4 separate regions of the Mus musculus genome follow, and regions 2, 3 and 4 are each linked to region 1. The links are chromatin loops, found by intact Hi-C in ENCODE. Cell type or tissue: left cerebral cortex. All regions are shown on one strand.

Evidence for each region. Hi-C counts contacts between places; a loop is a spot of excess contacts. Peaks named below come from ENCODE experiments on the same cell type or tissue, not always from the same donor. Only the 100,000 strongest peaks of a DNase experiment are listed, where the experiment ranks them.
Region 2: it touches region 1 in a loop (3-fold over the local background); 2 of 42 quality-filtered maps call a loop at or near these places.
Region 3: a loop joins it to region 1, with 11 times the contacts of the local background. A loop is called at or near these places in 3 of 42 quality-filtered maps.
Region 4: it touches region 1 in a loop (2.8-fold over the local background); 2 of 42 quality-filtered maps call a loop at or near these places.

Annotation. Positions count from the first base shown.
Region 1 is chr11:112,467,669-112,472,668 of GRCm38, forward strand. No RefSeq gene overlaps it. Among named protein-coding and RNA genes, the nearest start is that of BC006965, 240 kb to the right of the region's middle. In left cerebral cortex, no CTCF peak of the experiment used is centred here; a DNase peak (open chromatin) is centred at 2,872; H3K27ac peaks cover 856 bases.
Region 2 is chr11:112,778,138-112,783,137 of GRCm38, forward strand. It overlaps Sox9 (SRY (sex determining region Y)-box 9), which reads left to right and starts at 4,073. Exons shown (of 3, transcript NM_011448.4): 1 at 4,073-4,878. The coding sequence starts at 4,448. RefSeq lists an enhancer at 2,114-2,902, a cis regulatory region at 3,679-3,693 and a promoter at 3,895-4,402. In left cerebral cortex, a CTCF peak has its summit at 1,884; DNase peaks (open chromatin) are centred at 1,799, 2,597, 3,011, 3,485 and 2 more places; H3K4me3 peaks cover 2,154 bases; H3K27ac peaks cover 1,652 bases.
Region 3 is chr11:112,296,225-112,301,224 of GRCm38, forward strand. No RefSeq gene overlaps it. Among named protein-coding and RNA genes, the nearest start is that of Gm39461, 140 kb to the left of the region's middle. In left cerebral cortex, a CTCF peak has its summit at 2,997; DNase peaks (open chromatin) are centred at 2,750 and 3,483; H3K27ac peaks cover 257 bases.
Region 4 is chr11:112,608,949-112,613,948 of GRCm38, forward strand. No RefSeq gene overlaps it. Among named protein-coding and RNA genes, the nearest start is that of BC006965, 100 kb to the right of the region's middle. In left cerebral cortex, no CTCF peak of the experiment used is centred here; a DNase peak (open chromatin) is centred at 2,261.

The sequences.
Region 1 (5,000 bases):
TGTGCACACACATCTACAGACACGAGAGAGAGAGAGAGAGAGAGAGAGAGAGAGAGAGAGAGAGAGAGAGAGAGAATATCAAGAGGTGTGGAGGTCTGAATAAAGCATGGCCCTCACAGTCTTGAGCACTTGAACACTTGGTACCCTGTTGATGGTGAGGTTCGAGGAGGTTAAAGAGGTGTGGCCTTACTGCAGGAAATATGTCACCAGAGGCAGGCTTTAAGAGTGCCATATTTCAAGTTCCCTCTCTTTGTCCTGTACTTGAGATAAGATGTGAGTCCTCAGCTTTCTGCTCCAACAGCTATGCCAGCCTGCTGCTGTACCTCCCTGCTGAGATGGAGTCTTGCTCCTCTGCAGATGTCAGCCCAAGTAAACTCTTCCTTATACAAGCTAACTTGGCCATATTGTTATCCCAGAAATCAAAAACTAAGACAAGGGAGTTCCCTGATCTCTTTTGTTATTTTCATTTATTATTATTATTATTATTATTATTATTATTATTATTATTATTATTATTATTATTAGATGCCTTCCTATGGTGAACCTAAGTAAGACAGATCCAGGGAAATGTTGAGTTTAGCATGTATGAGATCTATAGATCGAAGCAGCAAGGAGAGGAATAGGATGAAAGAGTCCCATCCCTGAGTTAGGAGGGTTCTGGATTCTTCCTTGACAATACCAACATGCTGCCCCTGGCCTACCAGATATAGTCAGACAAGCCAAGGAAATGCAGCCTCAACACTTCCAGGATCATTCCAGAAACCAAGTCCTCTCCAGAAGCTGGCTCTTGACATCTTATAGCTGCCTCTTCCTTCTCCGCAAAGACAATGTCAAACTGCAGAGAAGAAAGGATAGGCATAAAACCAGCAATGAGATGGGACGGAGACAGTGGCTGTCGGAGGGGGTAAGATGAGCCAGTGACTCCTGCCATAAACAAATTAGAGAATATAAAATACACATACGGCCTGCAGTGCATTTATTTTCTCAGGGTTACTTAGCCAGGTTGGAAAACAAAATCCTGAAATTACTGCCAAGATAACCGAGATGGGGTGAGGACTTTTCCCCCTAATAATTCTCTTCCTATCTGCCCATCTTAGGTCAACAAACATGCTGTGACTGACAGGTTAAAATGTTTAGGTTAACCCTGCTCTCACACAAACCGTTTTTAAGTTTTCCAGGAGAAGAGAACACTATAAAATTATCTAATCAGCTTCGTTCCATCTTCCCACTTTCCAACTCTCTTCCCATCTCCCCTCTGAGTCTTTTCTAAGATGAGTTGCATGCAGTGACTTCTGTCATTACCATGGTCTTCGTTAAGCCCGTGAACATGAGCCTTGTGAGCTCCCACAAGTAACCATGTGCTTTTAGAGCTTTTAGGAAAAGCTATAATCAAAATATATTATTTTGTGGAGCCCAGGGTGGTGACTCTGAGGGTATAGGGACTTGTTGCCCAGAAAAAGACCTGACTCGATTCCCAGTAAATATACAGTAGGAAGAGAGAACTCACTCTTACATGTTGTCCCTGACGTCTGTACATATGTCATGGACATATAAATAAATAGATAAATAAATAAATACTCTCTCCACAGATAGATAGATAGATAGATAGATAGATAGATAGATAGATAGATAGATAGATGAGGGTTGTCTGTCTATCTGTCTCTCTCTCTCTCTGTGTGTGTGTGTGTGTGTGTGTGTGTGTGTGTGTGTGTGTGTGTGTAATTCTATAGGTAGTCAATAAAAACAAAAACATCTTTGTTAATATCAGTCTAGGACTGGCATTGTCTAAACACAGCACTGTATAGAAACAGAATGTGAGGTTCCCCCAAATAATTTACACATATTTAATAATCTATCTTGACGGAACACTTCTTTCACCATTGAAAAATTCTTACCCCACCTTCAGTAACAAAGTTTCAATGATAAAAACAAGTGTATTTTTGAAAATAATCACAAGCAGACTGCTCAAAGACTCCAGGGTCAAATTTCAGGGAAATAAACTGGTATGAATTATCAGATTAGCTATTTTTTTCTCCTATCATCCACATTAGCATTGATTAAAATGGCCTACATAGCTCCCATGTTTTCTTATAGAAGTTGGAGAAGAACAATCGTCCAAAAACTCATGTTCTAGAAATTACAGTTGCTAAATTGTGTCAGGAAGTATGCTATTGACACCTTGGAATAGAAATTACTGATAAGAAATTGCCTATATGCCTGTGGGTATATCTGTGGGGGATTACTGTGAACATTAATTGATATGACATGATGCGATCCATTGTGGGACGCATCATTCCTGAATAAAGAGATAGGAGAATACCTGAACTCACTAGCCAGCTAGTCTAGCCAAACTCTGAACTCTGGGTTCAGTAAGATACCTTGTCTGAACAAATCAGGTAAATAAGTGGTTGAGGAAGACACTTAATTTGACCACTGGCCTGTGCATGCACACAAGTGTACACACACACACACACACACACACACACACACACACACACACACACACTATACTTAAACACAACATTTTTAAGGATGATGAAATAATATTATACCCATTTTGCAGATAGCAAAACTAAGATCTAGATTTTCTGTCCTTAGGCCTGTCCAGTAAATTCTGGAAGCAAGACTGGAATCAGCAATCTGACAGAGTTTAAGTTGCTAGCTGCCAAATTCTGAGCCCCCTCACACAGCACCTGGTATGTATTTAAGGCTCAATAAATGGCAGCAGATGTTACTTCTCTCAGTGTTATTATGACACCACCAAGAAGAAGGCGCTGATTTGGAAGCAAAGCACCCATCTGATAAAAAAAAAGCACCAATTTAAAGTAATAAGACTGGCAGAGTTAGAGACAGACAAACTCATCGCCACAGCTGAGCAGTGAGGAGTCCTGCCAAGCAGCCCCTCTGCTTGCTGGAGCTAAAGGAATGAGTCAGGAATGTGAGTCACAGGATGAGTCCTAGGAGGAGACACTCAAGTTGGAAACCTGAAGACTCAGGGAAATGCATGGAGCATTTTCTCTCTCCACGAGCTAAAGTCTTACTTCTCCCATCAGCTCCATAAGACAGAGTCAGGCCCTGGTCCTCCTCCCACAGATGCGGCGACCCACATCCCTAGCATCCCTTTCCAGCCACCAGCTCCTCCTGTGTGTTTCCTGTCTTCTTTTCATCACTGACATGCATTTGTAGATTACCTTCTAAAATGACTTTGTTTTAAATAACATTACAAAGCTGGCTTCTCTCTTCTTGCCAGCCTCTACTAGGGCTTTCTTAGCAGTTCTCTTCCCAAGACCATCTCCCCTCCCCAGTACTACTTCGAAAGTGTGATCACACTCATGATACACACTTAGTTTGTATAATTATTCTTATTCACTTTGAAAATGTCAGACATGTATACAATGTAGCTTGATCATATCCAACTCCAACTTCCTCTTCCCAATTCTCTGACACCCCCAACACTAATACACCCCCTTTCCAACATCAATTCTTCTCTCTCCCTCACCCTCTCTCTGTCCCTCCCTCCCTCTCCCTTGCTTCCTCCCTCCCTCCCTCTCCCTCCTTTCCTCTCCATCTCCCCCTCCCTCTCCATCTCCCCTTCTCCTCCTCCCTCTTCATCTCCCTCTCTTCCTCCCTCTCCCTCTCCCTCTCCCTCTCCCTCTCCCTCTTCCTCTCCCTCTCCCCTTCCCCTCCCTCTCCCCTTCCCCCTTCTCCTCTTACTCTCCTCATAACCTTCTATGCCCGTTTAATGCTACCTTCTTGGATAGTCTCTGGTGGTGTTGGCTTGATTTCAAGCAGGTTTTGTGAGATAGCTGTAAGTACAGTGAATTCCGGGTGAGCATCAGCCACATCTTGTGACCTTCTGACAGCATTTCACAGTGCCCCTCCCTGCTCTCCAGTCCTAACAGTCTTACTCCTTTCTCTGCAATGCTCGGTTTGCAGAACTGAAGAACCACAAACAGAAGAGGAACATTCTTCTAGATGGTTCAGTCAGTGCGTAATGCACTTGGCTTATTGATGTAAGACACAATCTACAAAATCTGTGTATAAAAGTACCTATTATGGTGGCCCACATTCATAATTCCAGCACTAAGGAAACAGAGACAGGCAGATTCCCTAGGCCTGCTGGTCAGTCAACTTAGCCTACTTGATGAGCTCCAGGTCAGTGAGAGACCCTGTCTCAAAAATCAAGGTGGAATCTCGGGAGATCGCTGGATGAATACAGTGGTTTCTGTCCAAGCACCTGACTTGGAATTCCTAACACCTATACAAAAGCCAGGCACAATGGTGTGTCTGTAACCTCAATTCTAGGGGTCGGAGACACATGGATTTTGGGAGGGCTTGCTGGCCAGCTGGCTTTGCAAAATCAATGTGCTCTAGGTTCAGTGGGGAACCACATCTCAAAAAGTAAAGTGGAGAGAGCTACGTTGTACCTATTATCAACCTCTGTTCTCCACATAGGCTGTGCTTCATGGCACGTGCATATGCACCATGTACTGATGTGTACACTGGTGCATACATCTTTCAACACGGGCCAAGCTTATTCGTGATATCATTTTACAATATGTGAATATATTTTGTGTTCTGGGATGAGTGTCCTAGTAGGAAAAATTAATGAAGTTTTTGTTTTGTTTTGTTTTGTTTTTTGTTTTGGGTTGTTTTTTTTTTTTTAAATAGTTCTTTAAAAGAAAATCCCCCATGGGAAGCAGTTAGGAGAAGGCTCTGTATTTTGCAAAGAACTGTGTTCCAGATGGATGCGGATAACTTTGCTTTGGTAGTTTTCTGCTACGTGGACTCTTAGCCCTGTTACACTAGGCTTCCCAGTCTCACTGGATGACCTCCTTAGCTAGACAGCCATTTCCTCCTTAGCTGCCTCCTACAAAACATCACACCCTGGCCTCCATCCTCAGCCCAGTGCCAGGCCCATCATTGGGGAAGACACCGCACTTCCGAACAAGGTACATTCCAGGACTTCTGTTCTCTTGCTTCCTTTTTAATCTCTTCCT
Region 2 (5,000 bases), 310 kb after region 1:
GGAATTCATCCCAGGTACCACCTCTAAAGGCATATTTTTTAGGCTGATGGTTTTCTCTTGGGATTGCTGTCTCTTGAGAGGGAGAAAAGTTCCCTCCCTCCTCTCCACTCCCATTTTAAGGCTCAGACAGTTTAGAGTCTCTGGTCCTCATACTCCCTGAAGGTGGGAGGTCCTTCTGGGTTGCAGCCACTGGTGTCTTGACTGATAGCTGCAGGGAGGGGGGGGGATTTTAGGGTCTCCGGGTTTTGTGTCATTTTGAGTAACATAGGTCCCCATTTGGAGAGAAATGGGCTCATGTGTATGTGTAGAGGCTGGGAGGTCTGGCCGCTAAGCTCACACAAGCAAACAGCCCAAAGGCCGCACTTATTAAGATACTTACTGCATACCTTCGAATCTGCAGCTTTGCTCCCGCCCCCAGCCCAAGCCCCCCGCTGTGCCCTTGCTGTTGCTACCAAGCCCAGCGCCTGCCCAGGCTTACCTGGCGCTCCCTTCCCAAAGGAAACTGTGGCTGGAAAAGCAAAAAACAAACATTGCATGCCTCAGCGAAAAATGGAAATCACGGAAGAGCGGCTGGGAGCCCTGTGCACGGGGACCTCGTGTCCAGCTTGAAGCATAAATCCTGTGAGATTGCTTCACGTGGACCGAGTCAGGGAACTGTATGACAAAATGAGGTAGCCCTTTCATGGATCACACTGTTGAATGTAACCCGGGGTTGGTGTCTTACTGCGGGGTACAACTGTCAGCACGCACCACACCAAACTAATATTTCTTAGAAGTTGGGACCGTGTTGGAAATGGCTTTAGACGAGGTCCCCACTTTGCTAAGGATTTTTGGAGCAGGGAGGGTTGTTTTTTTTTTCCCTTAATTCTTCATGTGGAGAAAATGCAAGTGACTGAGCCTTCACACCCTCCCTCCTGCCCACCAAGAGCTGGATTCTCTCTAGGTCTAGCAGTACTCCTGAGCCCTCTCAACACACACACACACACACACACACACACACACACACCACACCTACCCCTGTCCCCATTTGGACTGCTAGGATCTACAGGCCTCTACCAGGAAAATTGGGCCCTGCATTGCTGGAGGGAGAAAAGGTGGGAGGAATCCTAGATGAGGACTTCCCAAGGTCATCTCTTGGGATCCTCTAGTGCCTCTGTGTTGGGAAGCCCCTTTCATCTTAGCCTTCAGTCTTTCCAGCCCTCATACCCAGGAGGCTGCAGACCCCAGATCATCCATCCACCTCTAGGCAGGAGGGTACAGCTAACACTGAGCAGCAAGACTCACATTCCCAGTCCGTAATCGAAACACAGTCTGGACTCGGGATGCTTACCCCCTCCCTACCTCAAGCCTGAAGAATAATGCAAGACTTCCAGAATCAAGTCAGGAAGGAGAGTCCTGGGTGACTGAGTCAAGTCACAGCGGACTAATCCCCTGAAGGGCTGCTTGGGAGTGGACTTTACCTGTTCTGGAAGAAATGCCAGCCCAGCCACTCTTAAACTGATGGTACCTAAAGGACAGACTTGGCCTGATCTTGGCACACCTGATAACTCTTGGCACCTGGGGAACGAGCAGAGTATTCCCCCTTCCTCTCGTTCTCCAGGTTGTTTGTGAATGAGAACAGTGAGCATCTACAGTGCTTTTCCCACCCCAATTCCCTGTAGACAAGCACTTCCCAGGTCCCCCCTAACACAGTGGTATCGGCACAGGAAAGAATAAAAATAGGAATTCCTGTAGAGATAAGTCTCATCTTGGAAACAGAACTGACCGCAAGCAACACGCTACTGCCACCTCCCCCACCCGGGCCCCTGCTGGTCCACCTCAAGGAAAGTTTTCCAGCAGTTTCTCAAAGTTCCAGACCAGTTTCTGGGCTTTTGGCGCCCCCTCTGGATGTTGCTGAAAATTGCAGTGTAATTTTCATGTCAACTGTTTTTTAAAAATAGTTTCTCCCCGAAAAGATCAAGAATATAAACACACTTTCGTGGAGGCGTAGAAATATGTAAGAAGTTTCACGATTTAAAATGTCGCAGCACATTATATCTCTCCATATTTTGTATTAAGGGTATATTTATAAATGGATGTATTCATGAACAAATACTTAATAAAATATTTCAAAATGCCCTAAGGCCACTGTCGTTTTCGTTGCCTTTGTGCCAGAATACGTGATAATTACAACAAATTACAACTGGCTGTTTTAATACATCTGACAGTGGCCCCTGGTCTCTTCAAATACCTCCATCCCAGAACATAGAAGTGCGTCTACACGAACAAAACCTGGTCCCCTACTCTGGAAAAAAAAAAAAAGATATATTTTCCTACACGTTGTGAGAATAATCGGAGCTACGAATATATGGCTATTGTTTGTAAATCTCTTAAACTCGTAAACAGGCTACAGGGTAGTAGAGACATGCAATGCTAGGAACATTCGTTTGAAAAGAAACTTCGACTGAACAGAGTTGTAGCTTGCTGCTATCACGAGTTCCTTTCCCCAAATAACAAATGCCCACTTCGGAAGAAAACGAGAGGAAAACGAGCTTTTCAAAAGCATCCCAAAGAAAAGATTCGTTTATGTCTAAGTGTCCACACTTAGCAAATTAGAGGGGAGGAACCTGTCTTTGATATGATACAGGCCGATTCGCTTTATCAATAATTTAGTAAGTTCAAAGCGAAGCTTTGCAAGAATCAGAAAGGGGATGTTTAAATGAAATTGTTTATCTTTTTTTTTTTTTTACACCGTTGTGAGTTTGTTTGTGGTTCCGAGGGCATGTCGCCCGGTGGCAACTAAGATTTTTATTCGTTCCAGAAAAGATAATTCCTCCCTTAGCCAACCTTGCTCTAAGAGTTTGAGTAAACACGCAGCTTCGGCTCCAAGCACTCTTAAAGTGCAACGGACACCTAAGTGGCCTCCCCCAGAACGCCCACCTGTGTGCAGGTCTAAGAGGACGCAACTAAAGTCCAGACGCCTAGAGCTTCGCCCTCTTAGGTATCTGGTAAAAGGAAGGCCCAAGCAAGGGAGCCACAGGGCTCCGCCAAAGTGGCCCGTTTTGTCTGGAGTCTCCAGTCCAAGTCAAGGGCCTTCTCGGCCTCACCGCCCGGCCCTGCCACCTTTGCAAACTTCGCCCTCAACCCCGGAGTAGTTTTGCAAACTCCAGTGGCGAGCCTGACGGTGTTTGTGACTCAGTCAGGAGGCAAGAAGCAGAACTCTAAAGTAATAATCCTGACTACGAGGGGCGTCAGAGTACTGGAGGGGCCGGGAAAGGACTTGTCAGTTCAAGGTCGGCGTGGCCCACGGGACCGGCCGCAAGAGCCGGGGACTGCGCGGTCCCTGCCGCCAGCCTTTGCCTGGTGCTCGGCTTTGGTTTTCATTGATTCCCCACTGCGGGAGCGCAGCAGAAGCTCCAGTCACCACACCAGCTTCGTTGAACCAGAGCGCGTTAATCTATTTATATGGATTATTACAGAGAACAGCGGGCGTTGAGTCACCCAAACATTTGCTTCCAAAAGACCATTTCTAAGCACTTTTTTTGGAAGCCGGCAGACTCCAGGCGCAGAAGCCCAGCTCCGCTTTGACGAGCAGCTGTTGCAATTTCCATTGCTGTAAACGCCAGCGAAGTCCCGGGTACCACGGAGACAGCATCGAAAAGTGGGGGTGGGGGGTTGTGGAGGGTCCTAGTCTAGACACGCTCGCGTGCACGCGCACACACACACACACACACACACATACACACACACACACACACACACACACACACACACACATCGGTTCACACGGAGACCGTTCCAAAACTGTGACATTCCGAGAGTAGAGAGCAAACTTACACACTCGGACGTCCCGGGTCCCCCGCTTGCCCCGCGCCCCCCTCCAAGTCCCCTCACCCCACCATCCACCCTCTGGCTGAGCTCCCCTCCCTTCTCCTCCCCTCCTGTCTCGTCACCCAACCCGGAGCCACAATCCTCCCCAGCCCCCCTTCCAAAATCCGGTCCAATCAGCGACTTGCCAACACTGATGACTCAAGAGCTAGCCGTGATTGGCCCGAGGTATCTAACGTGAAGGAGGAGTATTTATTAGAGACCCTGAGCTGGAAGTCGGAGAGCCGAGAGCGCTGCTCGGAACTGCCTGGAAACTTCTGTGGGAGCGACAACTTTACCAGTTTCAGTCCAGGAACTTTTCTTTGCAAGAGAGACGAGGTGCAAGTGGCCCCGGTTTCGTTCTCTGTTTTCCCTCCCTCCTCCTCCGCTCCGACTCGCCTTCCCCGGGTTTAGAGCCGGCAGCTGAGACCCGCCACCCAGCGCCTCTGCTAAGTGCCCGCCGCCGCAGCCCGGTGACGCGCCAACCTCCCCGGGAGCCGTTCGCTCGGCGTCCGCGTCCGGGCAGCTGAGGGAAGAGGAGCCCCAGCCGCCGCGGCTTCTCGCCTTTCCCGGCCACCCGCCCCCTGCCCCGGGCTCGCGTATGAATCTCCTGGACCCCTTCATGAAGATGACCGACGAGCAGGAGAAGGGCCTGTCTGGCGCCCCCAGCCCCACCATGTCGGAGGACTCGGCTGGTTCGCCCTGTCCCTCGGGCTCCGGCTCGGACACGGAGAACACCCGGCCCCAGGAGAACACCTTCCCCAAGGGCGAGCCGGATCTGAAGAAGGAGAGCGAGGAAGATAAGTTCCCCGTGTGCATCCGCGAGGCGGTCAGCCAGGTGCTGAAGGGCTACGACTGGACGCTGGTGCCCATGCCCGTGCGCGTCAACGGCTCCAGCAAGAACAAGCCACACGTCAAGCGACCCATGAACGCCTTCATGGTGTGGGCGCAGGCTGCGCGCAGGAAGCTGGCAGACCAGTACCCGCATCTGCACAACGCGGAGCTCAGCAAGACTCTGGGCAAGCTCTGGAGGTGAGCGCGCGGGCCGCCAGGGAGGGCTCGGTGGCTAGGGGGGACGCGGGCTGCACTCACCGACCCCGCCCCGCCTCCCTGAGCCGCGGAGTTGTGCATCCTGGGGTCTTTGGTCCAGGATG
Region 3 (5,000 bases), 170 kb before region 1:
CGAGCCCTGTTTATCATACCCTTCATTGAGAACAAAACTCTATCGTCGTGTGTGATGTCATGTGACAATTTTTATTTTTGCTTCATGTATTTTTATTTTTAAAAACTCTCCCCTTTAATCCCAGTACTCGGGAGGCAGAGGCAGGCGGATTTCTGAGTTCGAGGCCAGCCTGGTCTACAAAGTGAGTTCCAGGACAGCCAGGGCTATACAGAAAAACCCTGTCTCGAAAAACCAAAAAAAAAAAAAAAAAAAAAAAAAAAAAAAAAAAAAAAAAACCTCCTTAAACCAATATCCTAAAAACATCCCATCTTTCCCACTCATAGCTCAATTACTTCAGTTCATGAGTGTACAACTTTATTTTACTTTCTGGTGGTGGTTTCGGTGCTGGTAAAGATCTCCATTTTGTGTGTGCCCTTCACTCACAGGGATTGATGGGGAATTATGAATATGAAAAACTACCCCCCCAATTTCATTAGTGAGCTGTGAGAGGGACTCCATTATTTCACATTACATTGGCTCCCTAGAGTCACTCCTAGCAGCAAACTTAGTCAGTACAGCAATGCCACAAGCAGAAAGTTCCGCCGTGGTCCACCTGACATGAAGCTTCCTCTGATAAGAAAATCAAGGGAAAGAAACAAATCTCTCAGCAAGGCATAAGGAAATGACAAATGCACACCCACATATACACACCTACACACTCACACATGCATGTACACATACATATACATGCACCTACATACTCACACATGCATGTACACATACATATACATGCACCTACATACTCACACATACATGCACACATACACACACATGTACACATGCATATACATGCACCTACATACTCACACATACATGCACACATACATACATACACACACACACAGTCTGTCCATTTATGTTACTGAATACCCAGTGTTCTCTGCACTATTTGTTGAAGATCCTATTCTTCTCCTCATTGCACATTTTTTGAATTACCACCACCACCACCAACAGAAAAAGAAAAAAGAAAGCAAATTTAAAAAGGAAGCTTTTGTATGTGCACATGTCATTTAATTTGTAGATTCTATACTATCATTCCGAGTCTCTCTATGCATCATCATGGTGATAAAGTTATAATAATTTTATAGCAGTTAAAACAAACAAAAACAGCCTTTAAAAGAGAAGAAAACCCACTTAGGTGGAGTTGTAAGTTTATATCTTTAGACAGACAGATGTGATTTCTTCTGAAATTCCAAGTAGATTAAAACCAAAGACCTTCTTATAACAAAACACACCTAAACTCTACAGGGTTTTTTTGTTTGTTTGTTTTTGGATTTGTGTGTGTGTGTGTGTGTGTGTGTGTGTGTGTGTGTGTGTGTGTTTCAATTACAATTAAATCTCAGGCCCTGAGCTGAGAGCATGCAAGCAATCATAACATCAGAGCCGTGTGCTGTTCTAGGCATTTCTCATTTAAGAGTTTTGACTGATGGCTAATTTCTGATGCAAATTGAGATCACGTTCCTGTTTATAAGGAGAGCAGATGCAGGTCAAATGCTGGCAAATTTTGTCAGGAAAGTAGTACGAGAAATCAAGAGAACTGCAGGGTTTACTTTTTTATTTATTATTTTATTTTCTTATCTGCCCTTCACTCACTTTTTCATTTACCAGCATAAGTGCTTTGTCTACATGTATGCCTTAGCATCACATGTGTGCAGTGTCAACACATGCCAGAAGACATTAGATACCCTGGAACTGAAGTTAAAGACAGCTGGGAGCCACCATGTGTGTTCCAGGAATTGAACCCCGTTCCTCTAGAAGAGTAGCCAGTGCTCTAAATCACTGAGACACCTCTCCAGCCTTATACTTTGATTTTTTAAATTATATTTATTTGTTTGTGTGCTCATTCTCTCTCTCTCTCTCTCTCTCTCTCTCTCTCTCTCTCTCTCTCTCTCTCTCTCTGTGTGTGTGTGTGTGTGTGTGTGTGCATGCCTGTGTGTGCGTGTGCGTGTGCGTGTGTTTATATACATGGCATTGCTTGCCTGTGGAAGACAGAGGACAGCTTGCAGGAGTCAGTTCTTTCCTTCCATTGTATCGGTCTTTGAATGAAACTCAGGTCTTCAGTTTCAGAGGTAAGCACCTTTGCTGCTGAGCCATTTCAATAACCCCATGGATAATTTCATCTTAAATAAGTCAACGCTGATATTGTGGCACAAGTTTATAATATCCACAGACATGTTGACTGTGATCTAGTCAAAATAATAAATCTATGGCTTATTTTTTTAAAGTAGAAAGCTCATCACCACTTTGCCAAATGGCATGAAGAGCTGCCACGTATCTGTTATATTATGGGTAATGTTTTACTTTCTGAGGAAAAAAAAAGCAGGACTTGTTCAATAACTGGAAAAATAGAAAAGCCAAGAAAGTTCCAAGAAGCAGACTTCCACTAACACTGTGTTTTAGTGTTAGAAGGATATACTCTCTACAAAGACGTGGATGTATAGGGCATATGAAAGGGCCCTTCCTGATTCCTTCCATCAGAAGTCTGGTGTTTCAAATTTATGATACGAGGCCTTTCAGAGAAGAGACATTTGTGAACTGAAGCTCTCTGCTCCTCCACTGTCATCCCATATGGACCAGAGTTTCAGGAGCTCAATATTCTATACAGCAAGTCTCAGCCCCGCCCAGCAGCCCACCTCTGCCTCTACAGAATTAAAAATCCAGGCTGTGATTCGGATCTGCACATGCTAGCTGAAGAAAACTGAGTGCCCAACACGTACTGTGGGCTCTCCACCCACAGGGAACTGGGGGCCTGAATCATAACTACTCCGTTTAGAAGAGACTTAATTTAGAAATGTGCAATATGCTGAACAGGCACAGACCCAAACCAAATGTTTGCAGTAATAGAAATTTCCGTATGCTGTACAGCATTTAAAATATGTTATTTGCCTACACTCAAGCCTTCAACAGCAGGACCTTTCTCTGGGACACAAATGACAAGCCCTATCTGGCCGCCAGGACTAACACTATGCTACACTGTACCCTGTGTGCTCCTTTGGTTTCCAGGCAAGGTGCCTCCCTCCAGAACTACCCATAGCAGAAGAACCCACACAAAGCCCTCCCCTGGGAGGGATCCAAAAGGACTGGTGAATATTAATAACAGACAGAAAATGAATGTGTTAGTAGAGAGCTGTTGGAGGGATTACATGATTTCATATTAAATTAGTTTCCTAGAGTCACTCCTAGTAGTAAACCTAGAAGGTACAACAGTGTCGTATGTGGGCCACATTACTCTAAGCATTGCTTGACAGATGAAATTCAAGGTAAAAAGGATTGTCTCGGTATCACTTAGCAAAGCAGCAGAGAAACCAATAGCACATAATGCCTGTCTGTCTTCTAGGGATTAAAAGATAAATAAATGGGGGCTGGAGAGATAGGTCAGCAGGTGAGAGCACTGACTGCTGTTATAGAGGACCGAGCTTCAACTCCCAGGGACCACATGGTGACCGACATCCGTCTGCAACTTCAGTCCCAGAGGACCCAATGCCTTCTTCTGGCCTCTGTGAATGCTGCATGGGTGAGGTGCATACACAGACATTCACGGAAGCAGAAAACACATACACATTAAAAAAATGAATAGGCTTTATAAATCAGGAACATATAGCTCACTCAAAGTGCTGTGATCACCCGAATCATGGAATGGAGAAAGAAAAGCAATAAGACCATGTTCAAATATGGAAATATGTATGACCCTTGAAAGACAAAAATTGTGACATTTCAAAGGAGAGTTTGGGCACCTGTCTTCATCCTTCCTGTTTTTTATATTCCTTATCACTACACGTGGGGCTGTTGTGGACCCAGCCTCTGTGGTGTCTTTAAATCCATACTAACCTATGGGTATAGGTATCTTTAGCAAGCATCCTGCACTCGACATATGATGGCTCTTCAGTTCTGAGGCATCATCTCAGGTAAATTATTTTACTGGCAGCCCAGCCTGCAGCTGGGGATCAGCGCCCACCTCTGACTCCTCTACCTGCTCAATACTGAGCCTCTTAAACCTCCACCGAACCGCGCTACCTACAGCCAAGCTTTAGGTAAAGAACATAAATATACACTCCTGGTTTCCACAACACCACCTGCATGTTTTAAAGTTTTATTGAAAAAAAAATAACAAACACGTGTACAGAAAGAAAAAAAAAGTGAATGCAGCAAATATATTTGGTGCTCTGAAATTTTACAACGAGCACACCTGGGTGGCAGCCCCCTGACCAAGTCATAGAAAGTTCTCCAACCTTCAAATTATCTTCAGGCATCTTACCAGTCATGGCCTCCCAACAATGGATGATTTGATTGGCACCCGGACTTCTACATTATGGAGTAGAATGGCCACGAAGTCCTCACAAGTGACTGGCAAGTGGCATCATGAGCAGTTTATGCATTTCTGGAGATTCAACACCGAGCTTGTGCCTGGTAGACAAGGAATCTTCCAACTGAGATGCATCCCCAGCCCACCAGTCTATTACCCAACATTATTGTCTTATGTGTATATATGTGTGCTATGTAGACGTATCTATATGTTTATGCATGTTCACGCGTAAGTCCTCAACTTCCACAGGGATAGGGTTACAGGTGTTTGTCCGTGGCTTTTTACGTGGCTGTTAGAGATCTTTTCAAGTCAGTCCTTAGGCTTACACAGCAAGCGTTTTACTGACCGCGCCATTTCTCCAGTCTCAATATCTTGATGTCAAATAGCACAGATTCATTTTGCCTCTTGGTATTTATATATAAGACGGAACCATAGTGCATCTGTTTATAAGCTCTTTACCCGCTGTGCTGCTGAAAAGCATCTGAGTTGTTTCCAGTTCTCGACACTTCAAAAGCTATTGCTGTAGGCACTCGAGTGAATGCTTTTAGTGAATGTTTGCGCACGTATCTGATGGGTAGAAATTTGGTAGTGGAGGCAGCAGCAAAAGAACTCAGTGGATAAAGATGCTTACTGCCAAGGGTGTTCATCTGGCCTATGT
Region 4 (5,000 bases), 140 kb after region 1:
ACTCCTGAATGGAGCCTTCCCGCTCAGAGAGCAATTGTTGCTGCTCACTCTTTTGGAGCTCAACAAACTAAGGTCTTTCAACAGTGGGAAGAGATACAAACTAGAGAGTGGAACTTTCTACTTGTTTCTAAAACCATGAGTGAAATGGCAAAGGAAAACGCTGTAGGTCACTGTAAGGAGCCAAGCTGTTGAAGGATCACAAGTTCCCTTGACCAGACACGAACAATCAGGCTTCTGTTTCACATCTGAAGAGAGCATTACTTACTGTGTTCAAAGTGGAACGCAACAGCCATCCGAAGCAAGTTTTCTATTACTAGGTCCTGACAGGTCTGAGAAGACTCAGGCATTGAGGAGAGTGTGCCAGCAAACCTTTACAAATCACAAAATAAAATGCAAACTCGTCCTGAAACACCTGACCTTGAACTAAGGTCTTTGGGGAACTAGTCACAGTATGTGTCGTTCAAGCTAGGTTAGTGGGGAGGAAGAGCCAGAGCTCAACTCTTTTGTCCCTGTTAAAAGCATGGAATGTGTGTGGGTGGGTGAATAGTCAACTGAGCTTCCTGCTAGCTTTCTCAGTGATGACCTTAGAGTTTATGTTTTGATGTTTAATGGTCATGGGGATCAGACTCAATCAACTTAGGGAACTTCACACTGAAGAGAAATGAGAAGGGAGTGTGATGGTTCTCTTTTGTGTCTCCAGAACAGGAAGCCGATGCCTTCCCCCATTCACCTGGCCTCTCAATGACTTGCTTCCACAGGCTCGCATTCACTCTGGTAATTGTTTACAAGTCTTGAGAGATGGGGAAGAGGTTGAGTAAATAACTTAGTTGGTAATAGGATTTTCATGCATACAGAGAGTACTGAGTTTGACTCTTTGAAACCCTGTCAAATACTGAGTGTGGTGTGGCACGCTTGTAATTCCAGCCCTGGATAAATGGAAAGACAGAGATCCCTAGGTTTGCTGGCCAGCAGAGTCTAATCAGCAAGCTTCAGGCCAGTGGCTTGGTCTCAAAAATAGAAGTGGATGGAATCTGAGGCACATCTCTTGAAGTCAGCCCATGACCTCCACATGTGAGTGCACATAGACAAGCAAGCAAGCAAGCACACACACACACACACACACACACACACACACACTCATGGGAAGGGATGAATGGAGGAACAGATGGAGGAAGAGAAGAAGGGAGAAAGAGAGACAAAGACAGAAACAGAGAGAGAACACTATGATGGAGCCAGCAATAGTAATGTCATGGAGTCAACTATTCCAGGCAGAGAAGTCAGCAAGATTTCTTGCAGATGCTTGACGTAGGTGAGGACATTCCTTCTGGTGGTACAATTAAGAGGAGCCGCAGGGTCAGGGAAGATAGGACCTGGAGAACACAGGGTCCCCGTGCATTTTCTGTCTTGGAGTAATCAAGTATAAAGTTGATTCTTTGTGTTATCAACCATCAAGTCTCTGAAACTACAAAAGCAGGCCCATTTCTAGGAGGCTTACAGGGAGTCTGGAGCTGGCCTCCAGCATTTCACTGACACTCCACGACAACCTTCAAGAGCAGGCACCACTTTTATCCTCTTTCACAAGTCAGGAAACACGGGCTTAAAGGTTAAGGAACTTGCCAAAACTGTCCTGCTGGTAAGTGCTGGAGACTCCATACCAAAGGCAAATGACAACCACGGAGTGGGGGGCGGGGGAGTTAAATGGCCCATGCTATTGTTTGAACTCACACCCTACACTCAGGAATAAGAATCCCAGCAGACACAAGTTTATGTATGTTCTTCATAAGCAAGGAAGCAAGGTGGGGGACATTAAGAGGAGCCTTATGGAAAAGCCAGTTTCTTCCTCCTGGTGCCTCCTCTGAAGCTACTGAAACCTCAATTGGGAGAAGCCTGAGGTCTGGGCTGGCCCCTGGGTGGATATTTCCATCCATTCTGAGTGCTGAGAAGCCTTCAGTATCCCTCTCCCAGTGTGGTTAGAGGTGGAGGAGAGTCTGGGCTTCAGTGCCAGGGACCACACCCCTTTGTCAGGAACATGCAATTAAACAAGAAATAAAAGAGGGGAGCAGAGAGTGAAGACGTTGCCGCCCACCCCCCACTTCCCTTGAGCATTCATTCTTACACGTGCACACACATGCAAGGCAGGCGGATGTCCTTCCCTGGGGTCCACGAGCTTCTGGTGAGACATTTTCCACCTGGTGCCATTCTGCACTAAACACTCCTCAAACCCAACCTGAGCCTCCTCTGACCGTCGGTGGGGATATTTTTAAAGGCATGACACAGAGAAGTGTGACACACTCGGTTTTCTCAGTGGGTGGGTAGAGGGCTATTTCGTGTTGTTCTTGTCACTGAGCCCAACATTACAAGTGTGCCCTTCATTACTACAGCGAGAGGCTTCTGCAGCCCGAGCCAGCACAGTGTGTTCCCGAAGATGGGAAAGTAACCTGGACAGTGTGCGAAAGAGGGAGTGGAGGCCTCTGGGGACAGGACCTGCCCTGCTAGACGTTCCTTTGCACCTCAGGTTCTTGGCCACAGTGTATAAAATGTCCCAATGGCTGCTACTTAATCCCCTGTGTTAATCAATGACTGCAACTGAAAAATTGCTAGATTCCTGGTTACTGAGACCTCCATCATACCGTGAATGATTAATGCTGTTTTGTCTCCCACCAGTTCTTAATCCCCCCACTTTCTTTTTCATGGAGGGGGGATATGTGCACATCACACTGAACATTTATAGGGGCATTAGAACTAAATACCTGTCTCACCATTTACATGGAGAGATGCTAGTCAAAGGGCTTCATTGTTTCCTTGGGGCGAGGTGGGAGACAGTGGGGTACACCTGCCTTGGGCACAGGCAATAAAAAGGTAAACTGAAGGTTGGGAGTTTAAAGGCAATTATGGAAATAATTAAGAGTGGGCCTGCTTTTCTCTTGGTACCTTGCATCGGTGAGTCTAAATAATATCAGTTGTAAAAGATTCCTTCCTCTTTAAGAAATCCTTCCCCACCATCTCTTCCCACTCTGCCCCCAAGAGCTGCTTTGGAGGAGGGAGTTGAAAGTCTGGATTTGTAAAATCGGTTCAAGTTCATCTTATTTTCTACTAATTGAATGCAGCACTTACATTTTTTTGATAGCCACCTGATTTCCCCTATTTATTGTAACAGGAACATAAGCGTTAGTCCCTTCTGAGCAATGAGGAGTGAGTCATCCCTGTAGTGAATGCAAATGCTTGAAAGAGGATCTTGGGGGCAAATACATATCCCCGTGGTGTGCAAGAATAAGGACCTGGATTCGATTCACAGAATACATATTAAGAAACAAGTGGCTAGACACAGTGGTGCGCACTTTCACTGAGAAAGCAGAGGTAAGTGGATGCCTGGGGCTTGATAGTTAACCTCCTAGGTAATGCCAGACAAGTGGGGGTCCATATATCAAAAAATAAAATAAATGGTAGATTGTGTCTGAGAAATGACACCTGCAGCAGTCTTCTGACTCCCACACACATGTACACATGAACATGAGAATCTCTCTCTCTCTCTCTCTCTCTCTCTCTCTCTCTCTCTCTCACACACACACACACACACACACACACACACACACACACAGTATACACACAGGCACATACACCTATATGTACACATAAATACATACACATGTATACACATAAGTGTACACATGAACACACACAAGAGTGCATATATGCACATACACACAAGTACATACACACAGTATACACACAGGCACACATGTGTACACACGCACACATGTATACATAAATACATACACATATACATATAAGTGCACACATGAATACACACACAAGTGCATACATGCACATACACACAAGCACACACACACACACACACACACACACACACACACACACACACACACAAGAAAGTGGATCTCAGAAAGAAGGTACCTGGCTCTGTCCTCATTCTGATTTTCTCATAGTTCCTTTACAGAAGGCTCAGGGTTGCCTCTCACACAGCCCAGAGTCAGCTGGGTCTCATTGCATCTCCCTACTTCTTTAGGGTCTGAACCAAGCCTTGGCCATTTCTAGATTACAACAAAGGTCTACAGACCACAATTCAATCACCAAATTCAGCCCAGTGTCTGTTAGAAAGAGGTGCTAAAATAATGACCTACACGTTATCCACAGATGATTTTATTTTGATGGCAGAATCCAGTCTTTGTGACAGACTTTGGGCCTTAAAAGTCTAAACAATTTTCTATCTGAGCCTTTCTAGGAAAGAGTTGCCAGGCATCACACTAGAATATCTGTATGGCCCTTAGCTGGATGCATTGTTTCTTCTCTTGATCTCTTACAATTCATTCTCTACCAGGCAGACAGCTTTGTTTGTTTATAGAAGTCATACCATGATAGAATATGACCACTCAAAGCTGCCCATTAGCATTCACTATAATAAGAATAAAACACACTCTTCATTCCCTGGGCTAAGAAAATCTCACAATCTGGCCTCTGATTCCTCCCATAACCCCTTGATACAGACAAGCACAATCTCTCGAATGTATACACTGAAGCTCCAACACCCAGTGTGTCTGTATACAGGAATAGTTCTGAGGAAGGCAGTAAGATTAAATAAAGTTGTAATGATGGCGTTTTGATCCAACAGGCCTCTTTTTTTTTAAATATTTTTATTATTATGTATTTTCCTCAATTACATTTAGAATGCTATCCCAAAAGTCCCCTATACCCTCCCCCACACTTCCCTACCCACCCATTCCCATTTTTTGGCCCTGGCATTCCCCTGAACTGGGGCATATAAAGTTTGTGTGTCTAATGGGCCTCTCTTTCCAGTGATGGCCGACTAGGCCATCTTTTGATACATATGCAGCTAGAGTCAAGAGCTCCGGGGTACTGGTTAGTTCATAATGTTGTTCCACCTATAGGGTTGCAGATCCCTTTAGCTCCTTGGATACTTTCTCTAGCTCCTCCATTGGGGGCCCTGTGCTCCATCCAATAGCTGACTGTGAGCATCCACT